Linked DNA regions of Homo sapiens: region 2 is linked to region 1. Evidence: chromatin loops called from intact Hi-C (ENCODE). Cell type or tissue: psoas muscle. All regions are shown on one strand. Links, peaks and the distances in the headings refer to the core of each region. The heading gives the core; the rest is flanking DNA. Region 1 overlaps FGD3 (FYVE, RhoGEF and PH domain containing 3). Region 2 holds the start of WNK2 (WNK lysine deficient protein kinase 2).

The links. Hi-C counts contacts between places; a loop is a spot of excess contacts. Peaks named below come from ENCODE experiments on the same cell type or tissue, not always from the same donor. Only the 100,000 strongest peaks of a DNase experiment are listed, where the experiment ranks them.
Region 2: a loop joins it to region 1, with 2.8 times the contacts of the local background. A loop is called at or near these places in 1 of 110 quality-filtered maps.

Annotation. Positions count from the first base shown.
Region 1 is chr9:92,980,378-92,995,905 of GRCh38, reverse strand. All of the region lies in intron 3 of FGD3 (FYVE, RhoGEF and PH domain containing 3), which reads right to left. Among named protein-coding and RNA genes, the nearest start is that of FGD3, 41 kb to the right of the region's middle. RefSeq lists an enhancer at 7,274-7,972. In psoas muscle, for the core only: a CTCF peak has its summit at 9,567 (motif pointing left); no DNase peak of the experiment used is centred there.
Region 2 is chr9:93,172,367-93,187,894 of GRCh38, reverse strand. It overlaps WNK2 (WNK lysine deficient protein kinase 2), which reads right to left and starts at 3,756. Exons shown (of 30, transcript NM_006648.4): 1 at 3,510-3,756; 2 at 2,285-2,967. The coding sequence starts at 2,965. RefSeq lists enhancers at 753-1,718, 14,071-14,644. In psoas muscle, for the core only: no CTCF peak of the experiment used is centred there; a DNase peak (open chromatin) is centred at 10,027.

The DNA of each region.
Region 1 (15,528 bases), core at 8,428-10,927:
TCGATACCAAAATCCTCAATAAAATACTGGCAAACTGAATCCAGCAGCACATCAAAAGGCTTATCCATCACCATCAAGTTGGCCTCATCCCTGGGATGCAAGGCTGGTTCAACATACACAAATCAATAAATGTAATCCATCATATAAACAGAACCAAAGACAAAAACCACATGATTATCTCAATAGATGCAGAAAAGGCCTTCAACAAAATTCAACAGCCTTTCATGCTAAAAACTCTTGATAAACTAGATATTGATGGGACATATCTCAAAATAATAAGAGCTATTTATGACAAACCCACAGCCAATATCATACTGAATGAGCAAAAACTGGAAGCATTCCCTTTGAAAACTGGCATAAAACAGGGATGCCCTCTCTCACCACTCCTATTCAACGTAGTGTTGGAAGTTCTGGCCAGGGCAATCAGGCAAGAGAAAGAAATAAAGCATATTCAATTAGGAAAAGAGGAAGTCAAATTGTCCCTGTTTGCAGATGACATGATTGTATATTTAGAAAACCCCATCATCTCAGCCCAAAATCTCCTTAAGCTGATAAGCAACTTCACCAAAGTCTCAGGATACGAAATCAATTTGCAAAAATCACAAGCATTCCTTTACACCAATAACAGACAAACAGAGAGCCAAATCATGAGTGAACTCCCATTCACAATTGCTTCAAAGGGAATAAAATACCTAGGAATCCAACTTACAAGGGATGTGAAGGACCTCTTCAAGGAGAACTACAAACCACTGCTCAACGAAATAAAAGAGGACACAAACAAATGGAAGAACATTCCATGTTCATGGATAGGAAGAATCAATATTGTGAAAATGGCCATACTGACCAAGGTAATTTATAGATTCAATGCCATCCCCATCAAGCTACCAATGACTTTCTTCACAGAATTGGAAAAAACTACTTTAAAGTTCATATGGAACCAAAAAAGAGCCCGCATTGCCAAGACAATCCTAAGCCAAAAGAACAAAGCTGGAGGCATCATGCTACCCGACTTCAAACTATATTACAAGGCTACAGTAACCAAAACAGCATGGTACTGGTACCAAAACAGAGATATAGACCAATGGAACAGAATAGAGCCCCCGGAAATAATACCACACATCTACAACAATCTGATCTTTGACACACCTGACTAAAACAAGCAATGGGGAAAGGATTCCCTATTTAATAAATGGTACTGGGAAAACTGGCTAGCCATATGTAGAAAGCTGAAACTGGACCCCTTCCTTACATCTTATACAAAAATTAATTCAAGATGGATTAAAGACTTAAACGTTAGACCTAAAACCATAAAAACCCTGGAAGAAAAGCTAGGCAATACCATTCAGGCCATAAGCATGGGCAAGGACTTCATGACTAAAACACCAAAAGCAATTGCAATGGCAACAAAAGCCAAAATTGACAAATGGGATCTAATTAAACTAAAGAGCTTCTGCACAGCAAAAGAAACTACCATCAGAGTGAACAGGCAACCTACAGAATGGGAGAAAATTTTTGCAATCTACCCATCTGACAAAGGGCTAATATCCAGAATCTACAATGAACTTAAACAAATTTACAAGAAAAAAATCAAACAACCCCATCAAAAAGTGGGCAAAGGATATGAACAGACACTTCTCAAAAGAAGACATTCATGCAGCCAACATACACATGAAAAAATGCTCATCATCACTGGCCATCAGAGAAATGCAAATCAAAACCACCGTGAGATACCATCTAACACCAGTTAGAATGGCAATCATTAAAAAGTCAGGAAAGAACAGGTGCTGGAGAGGATGTGGAGAAATAGGAACGCTTTTACACTGTTGGTGGGACTGTAAACTAGTTCAACCATTGTGGAAGACAGTGTGGCGATTCCTCAAGGATCTAGAACTAGAAATATTATTTGACCCAGCCATCCCATTACTGGGCATATACCCAAAGGATTATAAATCACGCTGCTATAAAGACACATGCACATGTATGTTTATTGCAGCACTATTCACAATAGCAAAGACTTGGAACCAACCCAAATGTCCATCAATAATAGACTGGATTAAGAAAATGTGGCACATATACACCATGGAATACTATGCAGCCATAAAAAATGATGAGTTCATGTCCTTTGTAGGGACATGGATGAAGCTGGAAACCATCATTCTGAGCAAACTATCGCAAGGACGGAAAACCAAACACCGCATGTTCTCACTCATAGATGGGAATTGAACAATGAGAACACTTGGACACAGAGTGAGGAATATCACAAACTAGGGCCTGTCATGGGGTAAGGGGAGGGAGGAGGGATAGCATTAGGAGATTTACCTAATGTAAATGATGAGTTAACGGGTGCAGCACACCAACATGGCACATGTATACATATGTAACAAACCTGCACATTGTGCACATGTACCTTAGAACTTGAAGTATAATAATAATAAAAAAGAAAAAGACATATTGGCTGAATGGATTAAAAATAACAGCATCCAACTATATGCTGTTGAGAAGAGACTCACTTTAGATATAAGGACACACATAGGCTGAAAGTGACAGGATGGAAAAAGATACTTCATTCAAATGGTAACCAGAAGACAGCAGGAGTGGCCATAGTTAGATAAAATAGACTTTATAGCAAAAACTGTTACAAGGCTGGATGCAATGGTGTACACCTACAGTCCCCCCTACTCAGGAGGTTGAGGTAGGTCACTTAAGCCCAGGAGTTTGAGGCTATCCTGGGCAACATAGTGAGACCTTGTACCAAAAAAAAGAAGGAGAGTGATATCAGTAAGATGGCTGACTAGAAACACCTGGCATTCCTCCCCTCATCCCAAGAAAAGACTAAGGCACAAACAACTAAGATTTGGCTGGCGGTGGAGTGAGTGGTGGAGTAGAGATGCACCTGTGATGATTGAGAGAGCAGTGTGGAGGCACCCAGCCTCTAGTGGTCCCATCTCCCTCCAACCAGATAGCATCTATCCAGAGTCAGGAGGGACTTCCCTTTTCAGGGAAAAAGTATAACACAAGAGAATCCCACAGTCCTCGCAAGCCCCAAGCCCAGTTTGGAGAGTTGTGAGAATTTGCATAGCTACATCACCCGGATTAGGATCACAAAGTGTACACACCCCACCCCCCAACCACCCACTGTGAACGAGGCTGCTGTGGCATGGCACCATCCTGAGACCAGAGCAACCTCCAGAATGCTCCAGGCAGTAGCTACTGTACCTCTCTAGCACTGGGCTCCGTCTGCATTCCACCAAGACCACATGAGTGCTTGAATGCCACAACCCCAGATGCATAGAGCTTGGGCCCAGGATCAGCTGTGATTCTGTTCCTGCACAGCAGGGAAACCAACCCTCACTGCCACACTTTCAGCTAAAAGAACAGTCTGCCACTCCAACCCAGGAGCTCAAGCAATCCTCCCAGCTATTCTTCAGAAAGGAATGAGGAATAAAATCTTTAACCAACAAGCAAAATCTAAGGGAATTCATCACCACTAGACCAGTCTTATAAGAAATGCTCAAGACAGTCTTATATCTGGAAGTGAAAAGACAATAAACACCATCTTGAAAACATGTAAAACTATAAAACTCACTGGTAAAGCTGATACACAAATGATAAAAGAAATGAATCAAACCTTATCACTGCAGAAAACCACCCAACTACAAAAATAAATAATGAGAAGAAGTAACAAAGGATATACAAAACAACCAGAACACAATCAATAAAATGATAGGAGTAAGTTCTCACCAATCAATAATAATCTTGAATGTAAATAGATTAAATTCCCCTGTTTAAAAGATAAACTAGCTGAATGGATTAACAAACCAAGACCCAACTATATGCTGTCCACAAGAAACTCCCCTTACCTGTAAAGACACACATAAACTGAAAGTTAAGGATGAAAAAAGATAGTCCATGTAAACAGAAACCCAAAACAAGGAGGAGTAGCTATACTTATATCAGACGAAGAAGACTTCAAGTCAAAAACTATAAAAAGAAACAAAGAAAGACATTACATAATAATAAAGGGATTAATTCAGGAGGAGAATATAATTGCAAATATATATGCACCAAATACTAGAGCACCTAGATATAGAAAGCAAATATTATTAAATATAAAGGGAAAGATAGACCTCCAATACAATAGTGGTTGGAGACTTCAACACCCCACTCTCAGTATTAGATAGATCATCTAGACAGAAAATCAAAGACACATCAGATTTAAACTACACCATAGAACAAATGGACCTAACAGACATTTACAGAACATTTCACCCAACGGCTGCAGAATACACATTCTTCTCATGTACCCATGGAATATTCTCCAGGACTGACAATATGTTAGGACACAAAACAAGCCTCAGAATTTTTTTTAAATCAAAATTATATTAGGTATCTTATCTTACCACAATGGAATAAAACTAGACATCAACAACAAGAGAAACATTCAAAGCTATATCAATATATGGAAATTAAATAACATGCTCCTGAATGATGAATGGATGAAGGAAGAAATTAAGAATGAAATTTAAGGGCCGGGTGCAATGGCTCACACCTGTAATCCCAGCACTTTGTGAGGCCAAGGCTGGCATACTGCTTGAGCCTAGGAGTTTGAAACCAGCCTGGGAAACATGGTGAAACCCATCTCTACAAAAAAATATAAAAATTAGCTGGGTGTGGTGGTGGGTGACTGTAATCCCAGCTCCTCAGGAGGCTGAGGCAAGAGAATAGCTTGAGCTAGGGAGGCAGAGGTTGCAGGGAGCCAAGATTGCGCCACTGCACTCCAGCCTGGGTGACAGGGTGAGACTCTCTCAAAAACAAACAAACAAACAAACAAACAAACAAATCTCCAAACAAAAAAAGTCCAGGACCCAGTGGGTTCACCACTGAATTCTACTGAACCTATAAAGAACAATTGATACCAATTATCAAACTATTCCAAAAAATTGAATCGGAGGAAATTCTTCCTAACTCATTTTACAAGGTCATCATAACCTTGATACCAAAACCAGGAAAAGACACAACAAAAAAGAAAACTACAGGCCAATATCCCTGATGAACATAGATGAAAAAATCCTCAACAAAATACCCGCAAACCAAATCCAACAGCACATGAAAAAGATAACAAACCACAATCGAGTGGGATTTATCCCAGGATGCAAGGATTGTTCCATATACACAAATCAATAAATGTGATACATCACATTCACAGAACTAAGAACAAAAACCATATGATCATTTTAATATATGCTGAGACAGCATTTGATAAAATTCAGCATCCCTTTATTATAAACGCCCTCAACAAACTAGGTATAGAAGGAATATACCTCAAAATAATAAAGCCCATATGTGAGAAACCCACAGCTAACATCTTACTGAATGCAGAAAAGCTGAAAGCTTCTCCTCTAAGAATTGGAACAAGACAAGGATGCCCACTTTCCCCACTATTATTCAACATAGTACTGGAAGTTTTAGCCAGAAGAGTTAGGCAAGAGAAAGAAATAAAAGGCATCCAAATGGGAATAGAGGAAGTCAAATTGTCCCTGTTTGCAGATTATATAATCTTTTTTGTTTTTTTGATACAGGATCTCACTTGTTGCCCGCACCACCATACCCAGCTAACTTTTTAATTTTTTTGTATAGACAAGGTCTCACTATGTTGCTCAAGCTGGTCTTGAATTCCTTGGCTCAAGCAGTCCTCCCACCTCAGCCTCCCAAAGTTCTGGGATTACAGGTGTGAGCCACTAAACCTAGCTGATGTGATCTTATATATAGAAAACCTATATTGTATCACAAAACTCTTAGAACTGATAAAAAAAAATTTCATAAAGTTGAAGGGCACAAAATCAATATACGAACAACAGTAGTGTTTCTATACACAAACAACAAACTAGCTGAAAAAGAAATCAAGAAGGCAATCTCATATACAATAACTGCAAAATAAATACCTAGGAATACATTTAATGAAAAAGGTAAAAAAAAAAAAAAAAAACCTCTACAAGGTGTGAAAGGAAAAAAAAAACACAGGACCCCAATTCATAATGCCAAAAGAAAAAAATTAAGCTGAAAGCTGAGTCATGCAAGAAACTGCCTTTCCTTTTGTTCCTAAGCAGACAGCTATAGATGAAAGGTTAAATATCTCCACAGGTGGCTGCCCTATGTTTACCTCATCTTATGTAAAGTGCCGATTTACTGAGAACCAGATGAATACATAATTGACTATTCGCCTACCGGCTCCTTTTCTCTTGCAACATGTGGATTAACATACCTTCCCTTTCTCCCCTCCAGCCCACTTTTCCCCTTTAAATACTGAAGACTTCAAAGTCCTCTTTGGAGAAAGGCACAGGCCACAGACTGTTTTTCTATGATTCCATGTTTATTTCTTCCAAGCATGACCTCAACCTTGGCAAAATAAACTTCTAAATTGATTGAAACCAGTATCAGATACTTTTTGGTTTACAAAAGAAAACTAAAAAACACTGATGAGGCCAGGTGCGGTGGCTCACGCCTGTAATTCCATCACTTTGGGAGGCCAAGGTGGGCGGATGAAGAGGTCAGGGGTTGGCCAGGCGCGGTGGATCACGCCTGTAATCCCAGCACTTTGGGAGGCTGAGGCGGGTGGATCTCGAGGTCAGGAGATCAAGACCATCCTGGCTAACATGGTGAAACCCCGTCTCTACTAAAAACACAAAAATTATCCAGGTGTGGTGGCACGCATCTGTAGTCCCAGCTACTCAGGAGGCTGAGGCAGGAGAATCACTTGAACCTGGGAGGCAGAGGTTGCAGTGAGCCTAGACTGCGCCATTGCACTCCAGCCTGGGTGACAGAGCAAGACTCCATCTCAAAAACAAAACAAAACAAAACAAAAAAACACTGATGAAAGAAATTGAAGAGGATAATGTTTCATGAAAGGGCTGTGCTTGCAGAGACCCCTAAATGCTGAAGGAGTTGAGGAACCAAAGAACAAGGCAGACTAATGTAGTTTCTCAGCAGAGGGTGATTTATTGGGGAACTTACAGACAAGAGCATGGTCTTGGGTGGCCACAAAACAGGTAGATCTTCATGCTGTCAACCCCCAAACCCAGGACTTACATGCCATAGGGAAAGGGTATACAGTGCTTCAGAAGGAGTGTGTAGGACATTGAAATCAACCCCTCAGGGAAAGGCAAGAATGTTGTATTTATCATAGCCTAAGGGCAGGTTTTATGGTAAATATGTGTTTATGGTAACATCAAGGTTGTCATGACCTAAGATTAAGATTTACAGTAAGTACTTGCTCTTATATAAGGAACAGTAATAAGATAGAAATCTTAGAGGCATTCCTGGAACTATGATTAATCAGAAGTCAACATGGCAGATTAGTGTAAGGTAGGTAGCCAGGCAGACATGAGCAGGGGAGCAGGGGCCCCGCCACACCAGGAATATCAGGTGACCATCATCAGGTGATGGTCTTGATAGATGCAGGAGGCAGATAAGAAAGGGTCCCTGGAGAATCTCCAGCCTGCCCCACAAGCATTTATGCCAGATGTTTTTGTGTAGGTAAGGGAACCTGTGCAGGGTCTTGCCTGGGCATGCCCACAATGGACTGGAGGCCCACAGGTACTGGGGAAATGGGGTGGAGCTACCAGGAATGGTGGTAGCTTGGAGCCTTATGCAGGGTGGAGCCTTATGCAGGGGAGAAGCCTGGCCTCTTCAACTAGTGTGTGGTGGCCTGGTATTCAATCTGTGAGGTGGGAGCCTGTTGGCAGGACCCCTCTTTCTTTGCTGAGAGCTTTCTTTTTGTCTAATAAATCCGCCCTCCTCACCCTTCAATGTGTCCTTGTGCCTAATTTTTCCTGGTAATGAGACAAGAACCCGGATTTTAGCTGAACTAAGGAGCAAAAAATCCTGCATTGGTCAGGTGGTTGCTAAACAGCCTCTTTAAAATAATAACTGGTTGCAGCCAGCACCAGGGAAATGCAGTCTCCCAATAGATAGAAAAACCTGAAACAGATAATCAGCTTCCTGATAAGATCTCAAGAGTTGGATAAATGGACTCATGCATGCGCGCTAAGGGGCGAAATGGTGAAGTGTAATTGGTATATGACCGTCTAGGAACACTTGACAGGTACAGGAAGAATGGCTCAAGTGAGCATGCTCACAACTCCAGTAAACACACTACACATACGGCCCCTCCCAAGTGCTGGTGGGCCACTGGGCATGCAGACAGCCCACCACACGAAAGAATCAGGGGCGAAGGGATGTAACTCCCTGGAAGCATGCCAGTGCAGAATACCCCAAGTCAAAGGATAAACGGAGCACATGAATCTCTCAAGTCAGAGAGGAGGGACCTTGGAGTCTGCACTGAGTAGAACTGAGGCACCCATGGCCCTCCTAGACAGGAGGCTCATGAGAGTGGTAGGGCTAAAACCTAACACCATGCAATGTCTGTTGTTTCCTCTGCTTTTTCTTTTTTTTCTTTCTTTCTTTTTTTTTTTTTTGAGACAGAGTCTCGCTCTGTCGTCCAGGCTGGAGTGCAGTGGCACTATCTCGGCTCTCTGCAAGCTCCGCCTCCTGGGTTCACACCATTCTTCTGCCTCAGCCTCCCAAGTAGCTGGGATTACAGGCACCCACCACCACACTTAGCTATTTTTTTGTATTTTTAGTAGAGATGGGGTTTTACCGTGTTAGCCAGGATGGTCTCGATCTCCTGACCTCATGATCTGCCCACCTCAGCCTCCCAAAGTGCTGGCATTACAGGCGTGAGCCACTGCACACAGCCTCCTCTGCTTTTTCAACTAAAATTGGTTGTTTTCCAAAAACCCATACTGCCTATTCTCCTGTTTTCTCTGTGTGTGTTCTGAAATGGCTTGTGCACTCACTGGACTGTCTACCTCGGAGGCAAGTCTGCCTCTTTGTTTTCACTTTGTATGTCACTTGACTTCTTAAACACACACTCCCTGTTATTCATGCACTCATGGCTCTTGCTGAATTTGTGTGGCAGCAAAGACACAGGCTCCCTTGGGGATACGCCATGAGATTTATACTTGTTTTTACCCTACCAGCTCGGATGACCTCTAACCCTTCCCCTGACTACTGGCACATGGCCAGGACAGACACTAATTGGAACCCTGGCTCTGCCAGCTCCTTCTGACTTACCATGTGCTTTTCATTCCTGTTATGCCCCAGGGCCAAGTTTTCCAGTGGCTTTTGAAGCAGTTTGTCTGCGGGCACAGGGCCTCACTCTGTGGTCCTTTAAGGACCCTGCCTACTTGCTTTTTTGAGTTAGTACCTTTTTGGGATAAGGGAACATTCTTCCTTTGCCATTGCAAGTTCTTACCCCAAGCCCCAAGTCCTCCAGAGGTTCTTCTTTTATGTCAAGAGGGAAAATAAACATCGCCCTCTCAAATGGAAGGGCTGCTATTTTTGTAAGCATATAAAGGCTTTCCATGAATATTCCTCTCACCTCCTCCCACTTCCTCCTGTAGCCTCCATTTCTCTAATCACTTCCACACCCCTCTCAACATGCATCAAGACCTTCAAGGTCATATTCAAAGGCAGGGGAGTCAGCCCCCTTGTGGCAGTTAGCTGAAAAACAGGCTTCTCATCTACTTAAAGAACATGAGAGATGGGACTCTGAGAAAAGAGATCATCATTTTGTTGCTCAGAATGCTCCGAGCAAGTCACTATAAGGTCATGGAGATAAGGATATAGGCTGGCTGAAGTCCATAGGCACAAGAGACCCATAGGACAGAGATAAAGGCTGATAGATTATCATTAAAACAGAGATGAAGGCAAGGTTAAGGGTACATGGTAAGACTGGTTCATTCCAGAACCCCAAGGATGAGCAGGGGGCCCACTGTTCACTCTGGTATTTCCTCTGTTGTCAAGTGGGTAATTGTGATGAAATGGGACCAAGGTTAAGGGTACACAGTAAGACTGGTTCATTCTGGAACCCTAAGGATGAATGGGGGATGCCCTATTCAAGATAATAGGAAAGTAAGAAGGGACACATTTTACCTTTTTCCTTTTTTTCTCCACTGTTCTTTCTTCACAGATGGGTAATCACATCTCCATACCACAGGACACACCCCTCAGATGTATTCCCAAAAAGTGGGAAAAGTTTGATCCCCTAAACCTTAAAACAGAAAAATGGGCCAGGTGCGGTGGTTCATGCTTGTAATCCTAGCACTTTGGGAGGTTGAGGTGGGTGGATCACCTGAGGTGAGGAGTTTGAGACCAGCCTGACCAACATGGTGAAACCCCATCTCTACTAAATACAAAAAATTAGCCAGGAATGATGGCTGACACCCGTAATCCCAGATACTTGGGAGGCTGAGGCAGGAGAATCACTTGAACTCGGGAGGCAGAGGTTACAGTGAGCTAAGATTGTGCCACTGCACTCCAGCCTGGGCAACAAGAGCAAAACTCTGTCAAAAAACAAACAAATAAACAAACAAACAAAAATAGAAAAACTAGGTTTTCTTTGTAATACTGTTTTTCCTCAAAATTAACTGGGAAGAAATAACAAAAGTCAGCCTCAGAACCCAGTGCCTCTATGCAGGAAATCCTCAAAGTCACCTCCTCAGTCTTTTATAACTGGGAGTAGAATCAGGAGGACAGGGCTAAGGAAAAAGAGAAGTGCAGGGACCAGAGGCAGGCTTAACTACTGGCTGCTCTGCAAGCCCACCAGCCTCCTCCAGGTTTCCCTAAGGACACTCCTCCAGGTAACTGCCATTGGCGTGGGAAGCCAGGCCACTGGAAGGCAAACTGCCCCAGTGGGACAAACGGGAGGAAACCTCACATGGTTTCCCCTCTCTGCCAAAAGCTTGGCCACTGGAAACGGGACTGCTTTGAAGGCTGAAGGGCCCCCAGGACAGAATCCCAACCCCTGATGGCCTTGAGCTGGAGAGCTCTCTGCTCTAGCTGGCTTCCAAATCAGACATTGGCACTAGCAGGACAAAGCCAAGGGTGACTCTGGAGGCAGCAAATAAAATTATAAATTTCCCTTTGGGTTCAAGAGCTGCCTACTCTGTGCTAATCTCCTCTGAGCAATTCTTCTCCAAATGCAGTCAGGTAATGTGGGCAAATAGCACTCCCTCCCTCCAAAAAAAAAAAAAAGAAAAAAAAGATTCACACCCCTTTACATTATTTAAGAGACCAATTACCACTTTCCCACCAGTCCCTGGTAGTGTCTAAATACCCTACACCTCTTTGGGGCAAAAATATACTTTCCTAGATGGGTGTTTGCTTAATATTTACCTGACCTCTGAATTCATCTTTATCTCTAAGAGCTCTATTTCTCCTGGGAAAGCCACCTAAATCTTTAACCAATAACTTTAACCTGGACAGGCTAACCTCAGGGATTTAGAAATAGCCCACACTTATTTGGACAAACCCTAGCAAAAATCTAACCAAGGCATCTCTCAAGGGGGGATAACTTCTACAGTATGTAGATAACCTCTTTGTCTGCTCCCCCTTCACAGGACCCATACAGCAACATGTAGTATAAACCATAACTTCCTAACAGAAGGAAAATTAATTTGTCTAATTCAAAAGTTATAAAGGTAAAGGTATTGTTGGTAAGGAAGGTTATAAAGAAAAGTGATTTTGCATGAAAAGGATTTTGTATGGTAAATTCTTGTCCCAAAGTAAAATAACTGGTTGTTTAAAAGAGGGATGTTTAGGTCAAGTCAGAAAGTCCAAGCATGCCGTAGATGGTCAGTGCAAGTTGTAAAATGCTTTATAAACTGCGATCATGACTCTTAACTGTACAATTTGCCTGCTTTACAGCTAGGTAAGGCCTGGGGACATACAGAGCTAGCTGTATCCCCTCATCTATGCTGGAAAGAGTCAAATCTTATCTGCATTTCTGTTGGATGTCCTAGGCTCCAAACCTAGTGCATAATTAGAATTGCTTACTTACCAGGTTTTTCACCAAAAGTAAAAGTTGCTAAGAGTTAACAGTGTAACGTGTACTTGACACTACTGGAAAAACAGTTTACATGCAAGATGTGTAGGGAAAGCAGAATGTGCTTTTGGTAAAAGATTATAAGAAGGCATGGAAATGTGGATATTTTTGCCTAGTTTAGAGGGTTAAAGGATTGTTTTAAATTATATATGATAAAGATAAAGGTTAAAGCAAGTTGTGGAAGGTTTGTAAAAATTAATCTTGTAAAAGAAATTCTGTATGTGACCATATTGGCTAGAGTTAAAGGAGTATTCAGTTTTTCCATAAATTGAACATTGGAATAAAAGCACAACAGAGTTTTATTAAAGCATTATTCTGCTCCTTATAAATGTGTTATTGGTACATGTTCCAAAATTATGCAAAACTTCTATAATTATGACATAACTTACTATGTTATCACTAATAATGATAACTGTTTTTCGTTTTTTGGTTTTTTTGAGATGGAGTCTCGCTCTGTTGCCCAGGCTGGAGTGCAGTGGTGTGATCTCGGCTCACTGAAAGCTCTGCCTCCCGGGTGCACGCCGTTCTCCTGCCTCAGCCTCCCGAGTAGCTGGGACTACAGGTGCCCGCCACCTCGCCTGGCTAATTTTTTTTTGTATTTTTAGTAGAGACGGGGTTTCACCATATTAGTCAGGATGGTCTTGATCTCCTGACCTCATGATCCACCCGCCTCAGCCTCCCAAAGTGCTGGGATTACAGGAGTGAGCCACCATGCCCAACCAATAATGATAATTGTTATGTTAAATTAGTGTGCCACAGAGATAACAAATTTCTTTTTCAATTGTGTCTTTGACTGTGGCACCATAAGACTTTTTGTCATCCACAGACAATTGTTGACTTGTTTTAATCCTTTTTAAAAGGTGAATTTTTTTTTTTTAGACAGAGTCTCACTCTGTTGCTCAGGTTGGGGTACAGTGGTACGATCTCAGCTCACTGTGACCTCTGCCTCCCAGGTTCAAGCAATTCTCCTGCCTCAGCCTCCCAAGTAGCTGGGATTATAGGCAAGCACCACCATGCCCAGCTAATTTTTGTATTTTTAGTAGAGACAGGGTTTGGCCATGTTGGCCAGGCTGGTCTTGAACTCCTGACCTCAGGTGATCCATTTGCCTCAGCCTCTCAAAGTGCTGGGATTACAGGCATGAGCCACCGTCCCTGGCCAAAAGGTGGTTTTTATAGTCAGCTATAGGACTCTAACAGGTGCTCCTAAATGCAGGTTTCTGATAACGTTGGAGATTGTGATATTAGAATAGAGGAAAAACTTTCAGGACTCTTATGGAGAGCTGAAATGTTCATGAATATCAAGCAGAACAGGAGCGAACTGCATGAACGGTGATCTTGCCGTTGCACTCTAGCCTGGGTGACAGAGCAAGACTCTGTCTCCAAAAAAAAAAAATGAATGAATACATTCTTTTTAAAAAGAAAAACCATAGAACTACCATATGATCCAGCAATCACACGACTGGACATTTATCCAAAGGAAGGGAACTCAGTATATTGAAGGGACAGCTGCACCTCCATGTTTATTGCAGCACTATTCACAGCAGCCAAGATATGGAATCAACCTGGGTGTCCAACAACAGATGAGTGAATAAGGAAAATGTGGTATATATAGACAATGTCATACTACTGAGTCATAAAAATATGAAATCCTGTCATTTGTGGCAACATGGATGGAACTAGACAACATTTAGTTAAGCAAAATAAGCCAGGAACAGAAAGTTAAACACCACATATTCTTACTCATACATGGAAGCTAAAAAAAGTTGATCTCACAGAAGTAAAAAGTACAGCAGAGAATACTAGAGACTAGGAAGCGTAGGAGGAAGAGAGGGATAGGGAGAGATTTGTTAAAGGATATAAAATTGCAGATAGATAAAAGGAGTAATTTCCAGTGTTCTATGACACTGTAGAAGGACTATTGTTAACAATCGTATAGTATATAGTTTCAATAGCTAGAAGGAGGGTATTGAGTGTTCCCAACACAAAGAAATGATAAATGTTTCAAATGATGGCTATGTTAATTGCCATGATCTAATCACTATATATTCTATGTATCAAAACATCACTATGTAACTCAGGTATATGTACAGCTAGTATCTGTCACTTTAAAAAAAAAGAATCACTGCTGCCAACTGGAAAAAAAATAACTGTTACAAGAAGCAAAGAATGACATTATATAGTTATAAAAAGGTCAAGTCACCAAAAAGATGTGACAGTTATAAATATTTATGCACCAAACCTCAGCGCTCCTAAATATATGAAGGAAACTTTGGCAAAATTGAAGGAAAAAATAGAGATCGGCAAAATAATATTAGGAGACTTTAATATCTCACTTTCAATAAACCAATAAAATAAACAGACAGAAGATCAATAAGGAAATAGAGAACTTGAACAACTCTACAGACAGTTGAACCAAACAGACAATTACAGAACACGCTGCCCAAAAACAGCACAATATATGTTCTTCTCAAGTGTACATGAAACATTCTCCAGGATAGACCATATATTAGGCATAAAACAAGTCTCAACAAACACACAAAGACTGAAATTATACAAACTTTTTCTTTCTTTTTTTTCTTTTTTTTTTTTTTTTGGAGATGGAATCTCGCTCTGTCACCCAGGCTGGAGTGCAGTGGCGCGATATCAGGTCACTGCAAGCTCCGCCTCCCAGGTTCATGCCATTCTCTTGCCTCAGCCTCCCGAGTAGCTGGGACTACAGGTGCCCACCACCACGCCTGGCTAATTTTTTGTATTTTTAATAGAGACAGGTTTTCACCATGTTAGCCAGGATGGTCTCGATCTCCTGACCTCATGATCCGACTGCCTCGGCCTCCCAAAGTGCTGGGATTACAGGCGTGAGCCACCATGCCTGGCCCAAACCATCTTTTTCAATCACAATGGAATGAAACTAGAATTCAATAACACAATGAAAATCCACAGACATGTGCAAATTAAACAACACATTTTTTTTCTTTTTTCTTTTTTTTTTTTGAGATGGAGTCTTGCTCTGTCGCCCAGCCTAGAGCACAGTGGCGGGATCTAGGCTCACTGCAACCTCCACTTCCCCAGTTCAAGCAATTCTCCTGCCTCAGCCTCCCGAGTAGCTGGGATTACAAGTGCCCACCACCACGCCTGGCTAATTTTTGTATTTTTAGTAGAGACAGGGTTTCACCATGTTGGTCAGGCTAGTCTCAAACTCCTGACTCAGGCAATCCACCTGCCTCAGCCTCCCAAAGTGCTGGAATTACAGGAGTGAGCCACCGCACCTGGCCTAAACAACACATTCTTAAACAACCAATGGATAAAAGAAAAAAATGAAATCATCATACTTATGGAATGCAGTAAAAGCAGTGCTAAGAGGGAATTTTACAGCTATAAATACGTACATTAAAAAAAAAAAATCTTGAATCAACAACCTAACTCTGCACATCAAGAAACTCAAAAGAGAAGAGTAAACTGAAACTGAAGCTAGCAGGAGGAAGGAAGTAATAAAGATCAGACCTATAGAGATATCTATATACATTAGGTATCTGCAATAGAGAATAGAAAGACAATAGGAAAACCAACAACATGAAAAGTTGGTT
Region 2 (15,528 bases), core at 8,745-11,244, 190 kb before region 1:
CCCTCGCAGAGTCCAACGCCCCTCCCACAGCCCCTGATCTCCCTGCAGCCCTACACCCCACCCTCTTCCGTTCCACACGCCCAGCAGCCCCTGGCCCATACCCAGGACATCACACAGGCAGTCCCATCAGTCCTTCCAATAGCTCTGCACAAAGTCAGCCTACACCACTCTACACACAGGCAGGGGCCCTCCTCCCCTGATCCCACAATGCCCTGCCATCTCCTCACTGGTGACCTTGGGGGTTGTTCCCCTCAGTCCTCACAGTTTGTGATGACGAGACTTCCAGCACAGCCCCAACACACACCAAGTTCTCAGCAAAGGGGGCTATTCTAAGCAGGTCCAGACTCCCTCTCATGGAAAACCCTCTCAGATCAGCACAGAGAGAGCTGATCCCAAATGACACACATCGACTAGGGACAAATGTTGGAGGTACTTCTTTTGGGGGAGATGCAGGGAAACCACAAGTTTGGGGCACCAGTAACATCCTGGCAAGGAACATCAACATATAGACAAAAAGCATATAGACCAGAAGCACCTCTCGGTTGCTGTTCCCACCTAGAGTCAAGGAGCAAGAGACCCCTGGACAGAGGCCAGGCTCCACCCCATGCCTGCAGGGGACAGACCCAGAGACAGAATCGCCTGCGTTTCCTTAAAGGGAATGGGAACTAACAAGCTCCAAGAGTCACATGCGCCTGCGATGCCTCAGCCAGATCAGCAGGCTCTGGCTGCCGAGGTCTAACTCAAATCCAGCCTACTGCAGCACCCCTGTTCCATCCACCACCCTGCAGAGGCAGCACCTGAGGGTGCTCCGGTCAGAAGGGCAAGAGCAGGAAGACCGCTCGCCAGAATCAAGAGTCGTCTCCCCTTTCAGGCCCTCTCTTCTCTCTGCTTTCCCTTGCAGCAGGAATGCCCAGCACACCCCAGGACCCCCAGATCACAGCCCCCTGCCCCACCCACTGCCTTTCCTGTACCATCAGAACCTACAGGACCATGAGGGAGGGGAGCTGTTCAGTCCCTCCTAAGGACCTCACACAATGCCACTGACCCCTAACTTGAAAAGCCACATCTCCAAGGCAGAACCAAGGGGTGGTGGAGAGGCAGGTCTCTGGAGCTCTTTGTCTTGGGAGAAAGGCTGACGACAGGTCGACACCCACCGAATTATCCAGGCTTGCACACACACGCAGGCCACCCTGTCGGGGCCGGAGGATATAGCAATTGAATCCCACTTCTGAGTCAAAAATGCAAGAGTCCCGCAGTGTGGCCAGCGGCCCCAGAACACAGCTTGCCCCAGCTAGCCCCAGCCCCGTTTCAGGCCTGGACTGGACAGCCAGCTAACTTTACAGGCCAACAGAGTACACTTACACCTCCAGCCGGCACTCTCCCAGACTGGCTCACGCCTGACAGCTGCCCACCTCCAAGGAGGGAGGCCTGTAAACACCCCCTGGACAGGCATGGCCTCTGCTTCCTAGGCTGTCCCAGGACAGCTAAGGTGGCTGTTTATATAATCTTGCAGGGCTGGGGCTGACACCACGGTGATGGCAGGATTATGAAAAATGCATGCCCAGAGCCTCTGCAGCCAAGAAAAACCCCCACACGCATTCTGCATGACTCGGTTTTAAGACCTCTCACACGTCCATTTTGTGAACAAATGGAGCTCTCAGAGCAGCAGAGGCGACTAACCACACTTCCAGGCCTTGCCCAGCTGTCCCCAGAGCTCTACCAGGCACCACCTCTGGGTCACAGGCCCTGGGTCAGAAGAAGTCTCTGCAGGTATCCCTGCTGGGGCAGCCACGGCTTGCTGGACACAGGAAAGTACTAATTTATGGGCAGCCCAGAGCCCCCAAAACACTCTGACTGCACACACCGGGCCTTGAAGCCTCCACACTGTTTTGCAAAGACACAACAGTCCAGACTCCCTGGGTCATTAAAGTAGGTCATCGGGACTGGAGAAGCAGCAGCCTAAGAGACACAGCCTCCGAGGCCCACTCTCCAGGACCCTCTCTACGCCCACAGCGTGCACACTTACACCAAACGCACAACAGAGGCCTGCCCTCGCCACCAGCTGACTCACAAACCGCAACCTGCGCACGGACACAGCCAGGCCCCACATGCCGTCCGCACACCTGGTATGCATCCTGCCAGCCATCCACACAGAGGGTGACACACATGGAGCCCCGCCGCCCCCAGGGCTTCTTAAGGCCAGGCGCAGGAGCAAGGACAGGCCCAAGGACGCACTCGCGGACAGACCCTGCGGAAAGCCCCCTGCGGGCTGGGGCACCCTCACCTGCAGCTCACACCAGGCCACCTCCACCCAGGTCTCCGTGTCCAGCCCCTTGTAGACCGTCTTGAAGGAACCGCGGCCCAGCTCGATGTCGAACTTGAGGAAGCGGCCGTCCAGAGAGGTGGCCACGGCCTTGAGGTCGTCCTCGTCGTCCTCCTCCTCTTCGGGCTCGTCCCGGCGAGTGCGCCCGGGCTCAGGCTTCGCCTCGGCCGCCCCCTCATCCTCCTTCCTCACGGTCGCCGCCGCCTCCTCCCTGGGGCCGCCGTCGGGGGCAGGCGCGGTTTCGACAGCGGCTGCGATGGGGTCCGGGCCGGGCTCCTGCGTGCCCACGGGCTCGGGGCCGGCGTCCGCGGGGGCTCCGGGGGCTCCCGGCTGCGCTACCAGCGCTGCGGGCGCGGGGGCGGCGGGGCGTCCGCGGGCGCGCTCCGCGATGAGGCGGCGCGTCTTGCAGAGCAGAAGCACCCGGCGCTGCAGGGGCTGCGGGGGCTGCGGGCCCGGCGCCTCGGCTGCCTCCAAGCCCGGCGGCTCCTCCTGGTCCGACTCTACCACGCTGCGCCGCAGAAAGCGCTGGGGCCCCGGCCGCGCCGCCTTCGCCCGAGGCTCCGCCATGCCCGCGGGCCCCGCGCCGCGCCCGGGCTCCATCAGCGTGCCGGGGACGTCTCGGCGGCCGCCATCGCCGTCCATCTCTGTGGGCCAAGGACACACAGGCCCGCGTGAGCGCCGGCCCTGCCGCACCTGCCCAGGCCGCCGGATGAGACAACGCCGCCCTAAGCCCGCAACCTGCCCAGCCCCGGCCGCGGAGAGAGCCTGCGGGGGCCGTCTCTGGGGGCCCTGGGAAAGGGGGGCTGCAGACGGGACCAGAGGCTTGGGTTGGGGAGGAGGGGTCCGTGCCCTGCTCAGCCCCAGGCTGCGGAGAGGGACGGGCCTGTGGTGTCCCTGGAACCCTGGGAGAGAGGACCTGCTAGGGTGTCCCTGAGGGCCCCGGAGGCCGGCAGAGGGATCTCGCGCCCTGCCCAGCCCTGGCCCAGGAGGGTTCTGCTAGGCTGTCCCGGAGGCAGCTGTAAAGGGGATAGGGAAGCCCGGGGGTGGGAGGAAGGCAGTGGCCCGGCGGCGGCTCCACAAAGGACGCGGGCCCGGGGCGCGGGAGGGGCGCGCGGGGAGGGGGCTGCAGCGCCGCGGCGCGCACACAAAGGCGGCGAGCGGCGTTGAGGGGAGGCTCGGCACTCACAGGGCGAGCGGACGCCGTCCATGCCCGCGGCCCGGCGGCCAGGGCGTGCGAGGCGGGAGAGATCACGCTTCGAGGACGGGGTCCGAGTTCCGGGCGAGGTCCGCGCTGGGGTGGGGGCCGTGGCGCCGCTCCAGCTCCTGCGCGCTGCTCTCTCGGGCCGGGCCACTGCGGGGCCGCGCTCCCGCGTGCTCCTGCCGGCTTCGCGCGGCTCCGCTCCCGCACCGGCTCCGACCCGGCGCGCGGGGAGGGCGGGGCTCCGTTCGCCCCGCCCCGGACCGGCGCAGGGGGCTGGGCCTGGCACGCCCACCTGGCTGCGGACGGGCTGGCTGACTGGCAGGCGCGCGCGGCCACCTGCGGGCCGGCTACCTGGGCTCCCACCCGCGGTTCTTTGCTCGAGGTAGCGCTCCTGTCCTCTGAAGTTCTTTGGAACGCCCCGCAGGGCTGTCAGCTGCGGAGGACCCCGTTTCTTCCTGAGAGGAGGCAGCAGGCTCAACGCCTCAGCACGCCGCAGCCCGGCGCGCTAGACCTCAAGGCCCTGTGCCAGGACAGAATGGGCAGGCTAGGAAGAAAAGGACCAGGGGTACCGCCGCCCTCGGGAGCCCAGCCTGGGGCTAAGCCTGGTGGGGCTCAGCGTGTCCTTTCCTGCCCTCACTTCACCACCAGGAACCATGAGGACCTCATCATCACCCAGGGAGGCACTGGTGATCATTATGCCCATTTCACAGTCTAGAGCAAACTGAGGCGCCAAAGGCAGAAGTTATATGCTCTAAATCCCAGAACTTTCAAGACCGAAGCTGAGCTGGAATGCCTTGGATGGGATATGGAGAGGCTTCCAGAAGCCCCTTGACCCAAAGTGTTCTTCCTTCCCACCTCTGCCAGATGCCACCTCTCCCGAGAAGTCTTCCATGATCTCTAGCTCCTTCCTCCTCTAGACCCCCACGGACAAGCCCTCTCTTGGGCGTCTCTGGCCCTAATGCAGCAGGTGACCTGTGTCAGTAACCATACTGCTAAGTTCTGAGCCCTGCTCCAGGCAATGCCCTGAGCTAACACTTCACCCTTACCCCAGCCTCCATGATCCTAGGTGAGGAAACTGAGGCACAAGGGAGATACCAGAGTATTCTCATCTCAGTCCCCATCCCACTGGGCTGGCACCCCCATCAGATACACACACACTTCCAGAGATGAAAAGATGCTTGTGGGCCTGTAGGCCTTGGAGCCCCTGGCACAAAATAACTCATGTGGCATAAAAGCCAGCAGAGGCGATATCTCACCTTCACAATGTAGAGGGAAGAATATGCCAGGCCAACTGTTACCCAGAGAAGCAGGACTTCCTGGAGCCCCGCTGGGCACTGGCACTGGCTGAAACTAATTTGTGAGGGGCAACAGTGAACATCCCTTCCCAGCTCTGGGTTCAGCAATGCCACCCTGTAGCCTGAAGTCAGCAATGCTGGGAGTATTTACACTGCGGAAATTGGCAAACACCTCAAATCAGGACTTTTCTCCCCAGAGAGCCAGTGGTTAAATAGTGTGCTAGGTGTAGGGCTATGCATTTGGCACTTGCCTGTTATTTATATAATCTAATCTACCGTGTGAGACAGGCATTCATTCCGGGGCTCAAGTCCGCTGGCATGAGCCCAGAGCTCACACGAGGAGGAGGCCAAACAGCAGACGCCAGCTCTGCAGGACAGAGAGGCCTGAGGGACAGGGATCTAAGTTGCATCTCCTGGGGCAGGAGTCTTCCAGGTAGAGGTCAGGGGTGGAAAAGGATCTTTTCTGTCTTCCCTTTGGAGGCTAAAGACCCCCCAACCTTGCCCCTAACCAGCTGAGTGAACTTGGGCAAGTCCTGGTCCTTCCTGAGCCTCAGTATCTGGCCCTGCAGAGTGGGCTGATCATCCTGACTTGCCCACCTTAAAAGGCTGCCAATTCCTTGTAGATTCAGTCAATCTAGGAAGGGCACCAAGTCCACAGACCTGTTCATGATGGGTGTGTTCAAGCCTATCCAAGGGAAAACCAGGATGGGACAGAGCTAAGCGTGTTCTGAGACCAGCACACACCTATCTGGCCTCCTCCTGCTCCCAACAGGCCACACTGGCAGTGTGTGGGCAAAATACCTGCCAGCATCGGAGAAGGTTCATCAGCACCCATGGCTGCTGCCCACCCACACTTGTACACATGCGTGGGAAAGGATGGCTACACCCACAAATCAGCAGGGAGCAGCCCAGGCTGTGGGGAGTGGGGGACAGCCTGTCCCTGAGAGAGTACTGTGTGCTCTCTGAGCCCTTGGGGTGAATTCACGCATCTCTGCTTACACACCTCCCATGGTGGAGAGCTCATTCTCTCTGCCAACCCATGACCATTAGGGTACACAGCTAAGTCAGTAGTGGACAGGTCACAGTTTCCTCTGCAAGGAATCTCAGGCTGGGCTCAGGAGCAGCTCCTGGGATCCTGGCAGATGGAGCCTGAGGGATCCTTGGACAGACCTTGGAAGTCAGGACTTCACAGCACTGGCTATATGCCCTTTGGCAGGTCACTGGATATCTCTGAGCTTCCATCTCCCTGCTGCTAAGACGGGGAGTATAAATACTGTAGTCTGCTTTACTGGGTGTCCTGAGGCTGCATGATCCAGGGTCATGATGCCAGCATTTGTCTTTTGGAGGTTTGTTTTTTGTTTTCTGCTTTTGTTTTTGTTTTTTTGAGATGGAGTTTCACTTTGTTGCCCAGGCTGGAGTGCAGTGACGGGATCTCAGCTCAGCTCACTGCAACCTCTGCCTCCCAGGATCAAGCAATTCTCCTGCCTCAGCCTCCTGAGTAGCTGGGATTACAGGCGCCCACCACCACGCCCAGCTAATTTTGTATTTTTAGTAGAGATGAGGTTTCACCATGTTGGCCGGGCTGGTATCGGACTCCTGACCTCAAGTGATCCAACCACCTCAGCCTCCCAAAGTGCTGGGATTACGGGGCAGCATTTGTCTTCGATGTTTAGAACAGATGAGTACATTGAGGTCTTGCCCAGAGATTTTTCAACTTTAAGTAACTTTCTCAAGGCCTCAGAGTGGAGACAGTGACCTCTACCCACAGCTATCACCTTAGCTTCCACAATGCCAGGGAGCCCCTTTGGTGAAAAAAGTTTCTCCCAAGTCCAGGCTATGCTCCAGCCTACCCAGCCAGTAGGCACGTGCAGGCACACACCTGCTCCATGCAGATGCAGTTCCAGGAGCTGGGCCTCAGCAAGCAACAGGACCATGGTTTCAGTTTGCTCATCTGTGAGATGGGCATAATGGTCATGCTCAACAGTCTTGGCAACAAAAGGCATTCAACAAATGCTCATGAAAGAAGGGAGGAAAGGAGATGGGGCTAGCTCCACTGCCTCTGCTCACATCAGGGCCCATTGAGGGTCACTGGCTAGAAGGAAGAGCAGGGTCTAGCCATGCCCAGCTGGAGCTCAGTCCACAATTGCCCCGTGGGGCAGGTTCTGCCTCTGAGTGGAGTCAGGCAACCTATCTAGTGCTCAGGTCCAGTGTGGCCAGGCCACTTGCCTGAGTGCCCCCCGGGTCACACCATGGGGAGAATACCCTGGCAGGGGCATCAGATGGGGAGGACAGTGCTGGAAAAGCAGAGCCCAGAGAGGCCAGGCAAGTGGCTTGGGGGAATGCAGGAAGACCTGTGACCTGAGGAAGGGCGTGGGGACAGGATGAAGGCCTGACAGTGTGTGGTGGCAGGAAGGTGGCAGTAGGTGGGAGCAGGTGGGCTGTGGAAGCTCGGGCCCCTACTCCTGGAAGATGATGTCAGAGGATGGGAAGGGCATGACCAGGCTGCAGTGTCTTCCTGCTGTGGGTCATAGAGCCTCAGGACAACCAGCAGGATGGAAGCTCCCCGTGGGTAGGGCCTGAGGTAGGCAGGTCGGGTGGTACAGGATGACACAACGCTTCTGACTCAGCTGTGATGGATGAATGGTTGAAGAACTTGTTTCCTTCCAACAGCAGGGTTCCATTAGAAATGTTCCGAAGTATGACACACAAATCAGAAAACGATCCCGTTTCCTAAGTCAACACTTCACTGTGTAGGACTTTATTTGCGATTCTAGTGGAGAGGTGAGATTTGGGGTGACGCTCAGTTCTGGTAAGGCAGATCATACAGCTAAAAGTAGGCCAGGTGCTGTGGCTCACGCTTGTATTCCCAGCACTTTGGGAGGCCGAACGGGTGGATCACCTGAGGTCAGGAGATCGAGACCAGCCTGGCCAACATGGTGAAACCCTGTCCCTACTAAAAATACAAAAAAATTAGCTGGGTGTGGTGGTGTGCACCTGTAATCCCAGTTACTCAGGAGGCTGAGGCAGGAGAATCACTTGAACTTGGGAGGCAGAGGTTACATGAACCAAGATTGCGCCACTGCATTCCAGCCAGGGCAACAGAGTGAGACTCTGTCTCACGACAACAACAAAAACAAACAAACAAAAACAAAAACAAGAAAGGCCGGGCACAGTGGCATGCACCTGTAATCCCAGCTACTCGGGAGGCTGAGGCAGGAGAATCGCTTGAATCTGGGAGGCAGAGGTTGCAGTGAGCCAAGATCATGCCATTGAACTCCAGCCTGGGCAACAAGAGTGAAACTCCGTCTCAAAAAAAAAAAAAAGGTAAAACTGCAAGTACAGGGAAAAAGAGAGTGCATGGATGTGGGAGGAAGGCAGAGTCACCCTGACCTCCCCCGCAGCTCCTCTGGCCTCAGTTTCTCTATCTGTAGTGTGGGACCCGCTGGGCCATCTCAGCTGCTGGTAGGAGTCACCGTCGGACCTGCATGACCCTGTCTCACGCCCTCTAGCCCAGTGAGTCTTACACACAGCTGCCCTGCAGCATCTCCAAGGCCTGAGATGCCGCCTCCGCAACCGGAGATTCTGCTGTGTGGGATGGGGTGGGCCTGGCCTCAGGTGTTTGAAAGCTTCCAGGTGGTCCTGCGGAGACTCCACGTGCTGCGAGGGTCTGGCACACAATGGCACTCAATAAAAGCTGCCTGCGTGGGGGGTGCACTTGCATGGAAAGAGCAACAGAGCTGACCCTCCATTCCACTCTCTGGCCGCAAATCTTGTTTTGCTGTGCTCCCCGAGAGCAGCCTCATGCCATGTGCCTCTCAGGGTTGCTTGTTTCTCTCAGGGGAGGAATCAAAGTTCAGCTTCTGGAGCCCCACAGCTTCCCTGACTTGGACGCTGACACCCGGCTCCCAGGTGGCCCTGAGGGGCAGACAGGTACCTGTTGCCCCTGGAAAAGACCTCAGGTCCTGCTCACCAAGGCTTTTATTTCATTTTTGTGGGTCAGGCCGGCTAAGCCAGCTCATGTGGCTTAAAGGGCAGATGATGGGGGCCTTGCTGCTCTGGTCTCCTGGCGGAGGCTCCACGGCAGGGTGGAAAGGCTGCAGAGTACCCACTATTTAAAGAACCCTGTGGCCGGGTGAAGTGGCTCATGCCTGTAGTCCCAGCACTTTGGGAGGCTGAGACAGGTGGATCACTTGAAGTCAGGAGTTCGAGACCAGCCTGGCTAACATGGTGAAACCCCATTTCTACTAAAAATACAAAAATTAGCTGGGCATGGTGGCTCACACCTGTAATTCCAGCTACTCAGAAGTCTGAGGCAAGAGAGTCACTTGAACCCAGAAGGCGGAGAGGTTGCAGTGAGCTGAGATTGCACTCTGTCAAGAAGAAACAAAGAAGGAAAGAAAGAGAGAGGGAGGGAGGGAAGGAAGGGAGGGAAGGAAAGAAAAGAAGGAAAGAAAGAAAAAAATAAAACAGAAAATAAAGAATCCTGTTCCTCTGTTCTTGGAGGTGCAGGGTCCAGCAGGGCCTCAAGGGGTTCCGGGTTGACTAAACGGTTCATGGAGGGAGGGGATCCATGCCCCCAGGAGGAAATAAGCAATGCAGTCCTTTAGCCCCAGGGCAGCGGCCACCTGAGGCACCAGGACACACCCCTAGCCTGTCTGATGGTGCAGGACTGGGTGGCACCAGTCCCCCAGAGAAAGAGGACAGAGACCTGAGAAAAGCTAAGGGGCATAGCGGGCCAACAACTGACATCCCATGATTGCTGAGTTGACACCGGCCCATTCATGGTGGAAAACCAGCAGCATCCTCCGTTGTGACATATTCCCAGTGGCCACAACAAATCATCGGGCACAGCTGGCAAGAATTGGAAATGAGGCTGTGTTAGCAGGAAGTTGAGGCTGACATTTTCAAGGAAATACCCAAGGTTGGATTCGCTGGGGACCAGAACCAGCCAGGGTGACACTGGCTTTCGGCTTATGTCCAGAGCAGAGCGTGTCATGTGAAGGGCAAGCCAGGGAAGTGTCAGGATTTTGCTTTCTTCAGGGTATGACCTTCCCAGGGGTAATCTGGCCACATCTCCTTGATTGACCCCAAGCCTAGGCTACCACATGTTCCCCATGGGCCCACAGGGGAGAGTGACATCTGGGCCTAGAGAGATGGGGGAGAATGTGGAGCCACTGGGGAAGGTCAGAGGGAGCTCCGGAGCGGGCGTGCTGTGGGAGGGGATGGTGAACTTGGCTTGGCCTGCTTCCCTGCTGCTGCTAGGGACATCTGGCCGCCAGAGCCAGAGATGGGGGTCTGGAGTGCAGAGGGAGGAGGCGCAATGTTCTAGAACACAGTCCTTATTTCTCTGTTTTTAGTAATTTAAAAAATTATGTAACATTTCGTTTACTCCCAAATATCAAAACACTTTGATTTTTAAATAACAGCTTTATTTAGATATAATTAATGTACCTACCATAAAGCTCATTCTCGTAAAGTGTGCGATTAGGAGGTTTTTAGTACATTCAGTGTTGTGCAACCATCACCTCTATCTGATTCCAGAACATTTTCATCACGTCAGAAAGAATCCCTGTCCCCACTAGCAGACGACGTTCCCCATTTCCTCCTCCCCTCAGCCCCTAGCACCCACTGGTCCACTTTCTGTCTTTATGGATTTGCCTATTCTGGACATTTCACATAAATGGAATCCTACAATATGTGACCTTTTGTGTATTATTTCACTAAGCATCATGTTTTCAAGGTTCATTCATATTCTGTAGCATGCATCAGAATTTCATTTCTTTGGTTTCTTTTCTCTTTTTCTTTTTCTTTTTCTTTTTTTTTTTTTAGATGGAGTCTCACTCTGTTGCCAGGCTGGAGTGCAATGGTGCAATTCTTTTTTTTTTTTCTTAAGACAGAGTCTCCCTCTGTTGCCCAGGCTGGAGTGCAGTGGTGCGGCCTCGGTTCACTGCAGCCTCTGCCTCCCGGGTTCAAGCAATTCTCCTGCCTCAGCCTCTAGAGCAGCTGGGACTACAGGCACATGCCACCACACCCGGCTAATTTTTGTATTTTTTTTAGTAGAGATGGGGTTTTGCCATGTTGGCCAGTCTGGTTTCAAACTCCTGACCTCAGGTAATCCACCCGCCTCAGCCTCCCAAAGTTCTGGGATTACAGGTGTGATCCACCACCCCCGCCGCGATTCTTTTTTTAGGCCCAAATAACATTCCATTGTTTGGATATATGGACTGATGTTTCTTGTTTTTTTTTTTTTTTCGAGACAGAGTCTCACTTTTGTTGCCCAGGCTGGAGTGCAGTGATGCAATTTTGGCCCACTGCAACTCTGCCTCCTAGGATCAAGGCATCCCCTGCCCCAGCTTCCCAGCTGGGATTACAGCCACCTGCCACCATGCCAGGCTAATTTTTTATATTTTTAGTAGAGACGGGGTTTAATCATGTTGGTCAGGCTGTTCTTGAATTCCTGACCTCAGGTAGATGATCCACCCACCTCAGCCTCCCAAAGTGCTGGGATTACAGGCATAAGCCACCGTACCCGGCCTGGATTGATTTTTTTAAGAGCACAAATTCATTATAAAAAAATTTATAAAACCAGGTGTGGTGGCTCACACCTGTAATCCCAGCACTTTGGGAGGCCGAGGTGGGCGGATCACCTGAGGTCATGAGTTTGAAACCAGCCTGGCCAACATGGTGAAACCCTGTCTCTACTTAAAATACAAAAAAATTAGCCGAGCGTGGTGGTGCACCTCTGTAATCTGAACTTCTCGAGAGGCTGAGGCAGGAGAATCACTTGAACCCGGGTGGCAGAGGTTGTAGTGAGCCGAGATCGCACCACTGCAACCAAGCCTGGGCAACAGAGCAAGACTCCGTCTCAAAAAATATATATATATATATGAAACAGAAAAAGCAGAAATAAAAGTGTTTAGGCCAGGCATGGTGACTTACACCTGTAATCCCAGCACTTTGGGAGGCCGAGGTGGGTGGGTTGCCTGAGGTCAGGAGTTCGAGAGCAGCCTGGTCAACATTATGAAACCCCGTCTCTACTAAAAATACAAAAAATTAGCTGGTTCTGATGGCAGGCGCCAATAATCCCAGCTACTTGGGAGGCTGAGGCAGGAGAATCGCTTGAACCTGGGAGGTGGGGGTTGCAGTGAGCTGAGATCGCACCACTGCACTCCAGCCTGGGAAACAAGAGCGAAACTCCATCTCAAGAGAAAAAAATGGTGTTTTAAGTTGTGCACAATGTCACTACCTCAACATGATCCCCACCACAGCCCCTGTGGCAGGCACACAGCTATCACTGTGCAGCTGTCCACACGAGAGGGCAGATCAAATAAATGAATGTGATTGAACATTTTTCTTCTAACTACAGGGTTATTATTTAATTTTACTTGATTAGGCTCACACCAGATAAAAGGTCATATTTTCTGTTTTGCTTTAGACCTCAAACGTCCTGGGATTGCAGGTATTTGAGATCCCCACCAGGACTCCTGCTGAAGCAGGGCCAGCCCCCAGGCATGGAGAACATCATTGCCCCCCAGCCTCCTCTGATCAGACCACTGCCAAGCTGCACCAGTAACAGGAACCAGGAATCTTGAGAAGCTGGAGGTGAACTGTTGAGCCCAGTAAGTTGTGAAACCTCAGTTAAGTCTTACAGCTGAAATAATGATAATAATGGCCACCATTACTGGGCACTCAGTGTGTGCTAGGTGCTGAGCTAATGCTTTGCAAAAGTACTCTCGTTTCACCCTCAGGACCCCCTGGATGTGGCAGCATTCACAGATGAAAATGCAGCATGGAGAGGGGACCCATCATGACCGAGCTCCACACCCAGCAGGTGGTGCAGCCTGGAGGTGAGCCCAGGAGGACTTGCCCAAGACTCCATCCTGCAGCTGCCATCCAGCTTGTCCCCAGGCCTCTGTGGCAAGTCCTAGGTTCCCTTGAGGCTTCTCTCTTGGGACTCCTCTCTTATGAACAGAAAGTTGAGTCATGACCCTCCTTTAATTCTACGTTGACCCCAGGCCCAACCCTGTGTGCTGACTGTCCTCTAGCATAACCACTGCCTGCCACAGCCCTGAATTTGACCTTCCCCCTTGGCCCTGATGGTTCATGCCAGCCCCACCTCAGCCTACAACCGCTATCTTATACCTGCTATCTTTTTTTTTTTTTTTTTTTTTTTTGAGACAGTCTCGCTCTGTGCCCAGGTTGGAGTGCAATGGCACGATCTTGGCTCACTGCAACCTCCACCTCCCAGGTTAAAGGGATTCTCCTGCCTCAGCCTCCTGAGTAGCTGGGACTACAGGTGCGTGCCACCACGCCAGCTAATTTTTGTATTTTTAGTAGAGACGGGGTTTCACCATGTTGGCCAGGATGGTCTCAAACTCCTGACCTCGTGATCCGCCCGCCTCGGCCTCCCAAAGTGCTGGGATTACAGGCATGAGCCACCGCACCTGGCCCCTGCTGCCTTTAAATGGAGTCACCTGTGTAGACTGATACAGGCTTTCTGAAAGCAATTTGTGACTGGAGCAAGAGCCTAAAAATTGTTCTGACCCTTTAAGTTAGTAATTCTCTTTTGGAGAATTTACACTAACAAAGTGACCAGCAACGCAGATAGTGTTGTATAAAGATGTTCACTGAAGGATTATTTGTAATAAAACATTATGAATAATATAAATAGTTAAGGAAACAGTCCTATTCCTACATAATCAAATATGGTCAAGCCGGGTGCGGTGGCTCACACTTGTAATACCAGCACTTTGGGAGGCCGAGGCAGGCAGATCACTTGAGGCCAGGAGTTCAAGACCAGCCTAGCCAACATGGTGAAACCCTGTCTCTACTAAAAATACAAAAATTAGCCAGGCATGGTAGTGGGCGCCTGTAATCCCAGCTACTCGAAAGCCTGAGGCAGGAGAATCGCTTGAACCCGGGAAGTAGATGTTTCAGTGAGCTGAGATCATGCCACTGCACTCCAGCTCCAGCCTGGGCGACAGAGCAAGACTCTGTCTAAAAAAAAGGCTGAGCCATTTAAATGCTCTTCATGGAGTTGTGTAATGATTAGAGATACTGTGAAGTGACAACGCACAGGAAGAAATGCCGGAAGGAAATACACCAAAGCACTGCCAGTGAATGCTTCTGCTCTTGTGCATACGTCTGCATGTCAGACAAGAGGCAGTTTCGCCTGTGTCTTTAGACAGGGAGTGCTGACAGACCCCCAATGAGGCCATGAGATGAAGGAGGGGGCTCAGCAGAGAGTGTCGAATGCAGCTCAAATCTTGGGTCTGGAGGCTCCTGGCTCTGATTTAAGCCTTGGCGACGCCCTCTGGCCATGACCTTCGACTGGCTTGTTAATTTATCTGAATGTCAGTTTCCTCATTAGTCAAAGGGGCAATGGAGGTGCCTCTTTCCTGGTTGTGAGAGAGTCCTGGGGAAGGTCTTAGCAGCCCTGGAAGGAGGCAGATGTGTTGGCTTTTGCAGGCTGCAGAGATGGCCATCAGGTGTGCTGGGGCAGCTTGGGGAAACTGGCTACTGCTGTCCTCTTGACACTGGGCAAACTCAGGCTGGGAACCCCCAGCTTCCTTATCATCGCTTCGCCAGCAATGCCTGCCCACAGAGGGAGAAATGGCCACCCGTTCCAATCTGCCTGGGCACATGTCCTCACCTCCATTTCCACAGGGGGACACGGAGTTTCAGGGGACACAGCAACAGGTGTGTCAGGACCACAGAGCCAGCGGGGGTCTGTGTGGACAGAGCAGAAAGAAGGAACCGGGAAGCCACAAGTTTCGGCCCCCACCCAATGGGCTTGGTGGGGTCCTCGGACCAGAGTCTATGCCTGCTGTCCAGGCAGGTTCTGACCGTGGCCAAGGCCGGGTTGTCCTCCCAGCTGGGCGACCTGACTCAGGCCTGGGGCTGGCAGGGGTCTCTCCTGCCCAGAGTTTCCAATTTGCACTCAGTGGGGCCCCAGGCAGCCTGGCAATTGGAGCCGACCAAGTCCCCTTGAGAACCCCCAAAGGGGCCGCATCATTCTCCATGTGAATATAGAAGAGGGTTTTTTCCACTTATTGATGAACTTGCCTGCCAGATTTCTGTTTTTTTCCAGCAGACTCAGTCCAAGTTGCTTGTGCCTGTCCCTGGAAGTGCCTGGCTCATTCAGACTGAAGGTGTGCCCGGGGAAGACGTGAGGCCGCTAGCAAACGGCCTGCTGTGCACATGGCCCAGTGCTCGCCTTGGAAAATGACTGTAGCATGTGACAGACCATGTGGGAGGCATCATCCACCCGGGATAGCCGGGAAGCTGCCCAGACGAGGGGCACGGAGCCCAGGATTAGGAGACGAAGAAGAAGATGATGAGACAAAGTCATTTCCTAGAGGATCCAAGCGGGAGGGCTTTCTAAGAATGCCACACAATCCAGGAGCTAGATCTACGGCTTATACAGTCGATTCTTGGATCTGGGGGAGTCATGCTTTGTAGTCTCTTCGAACACTGAATTAGCGAATCCCAAACCATTGTGTCCCAGCAAAACACAACACACTTTCCAATCAGCTCCATGTACAGATCGGCACACTTCCTCTCCTCTTTCTGGATGGGCAGTTGATTCGTTAACAGGGAACCTCAGTCAACAGCACCATAACTCACATGTGATGGAAGCTTCTCTAATACACATTTTCTCCCCTAGGCACATCACAGCTTCTCTATGCTTAAGAACACAGGGCAGCTCT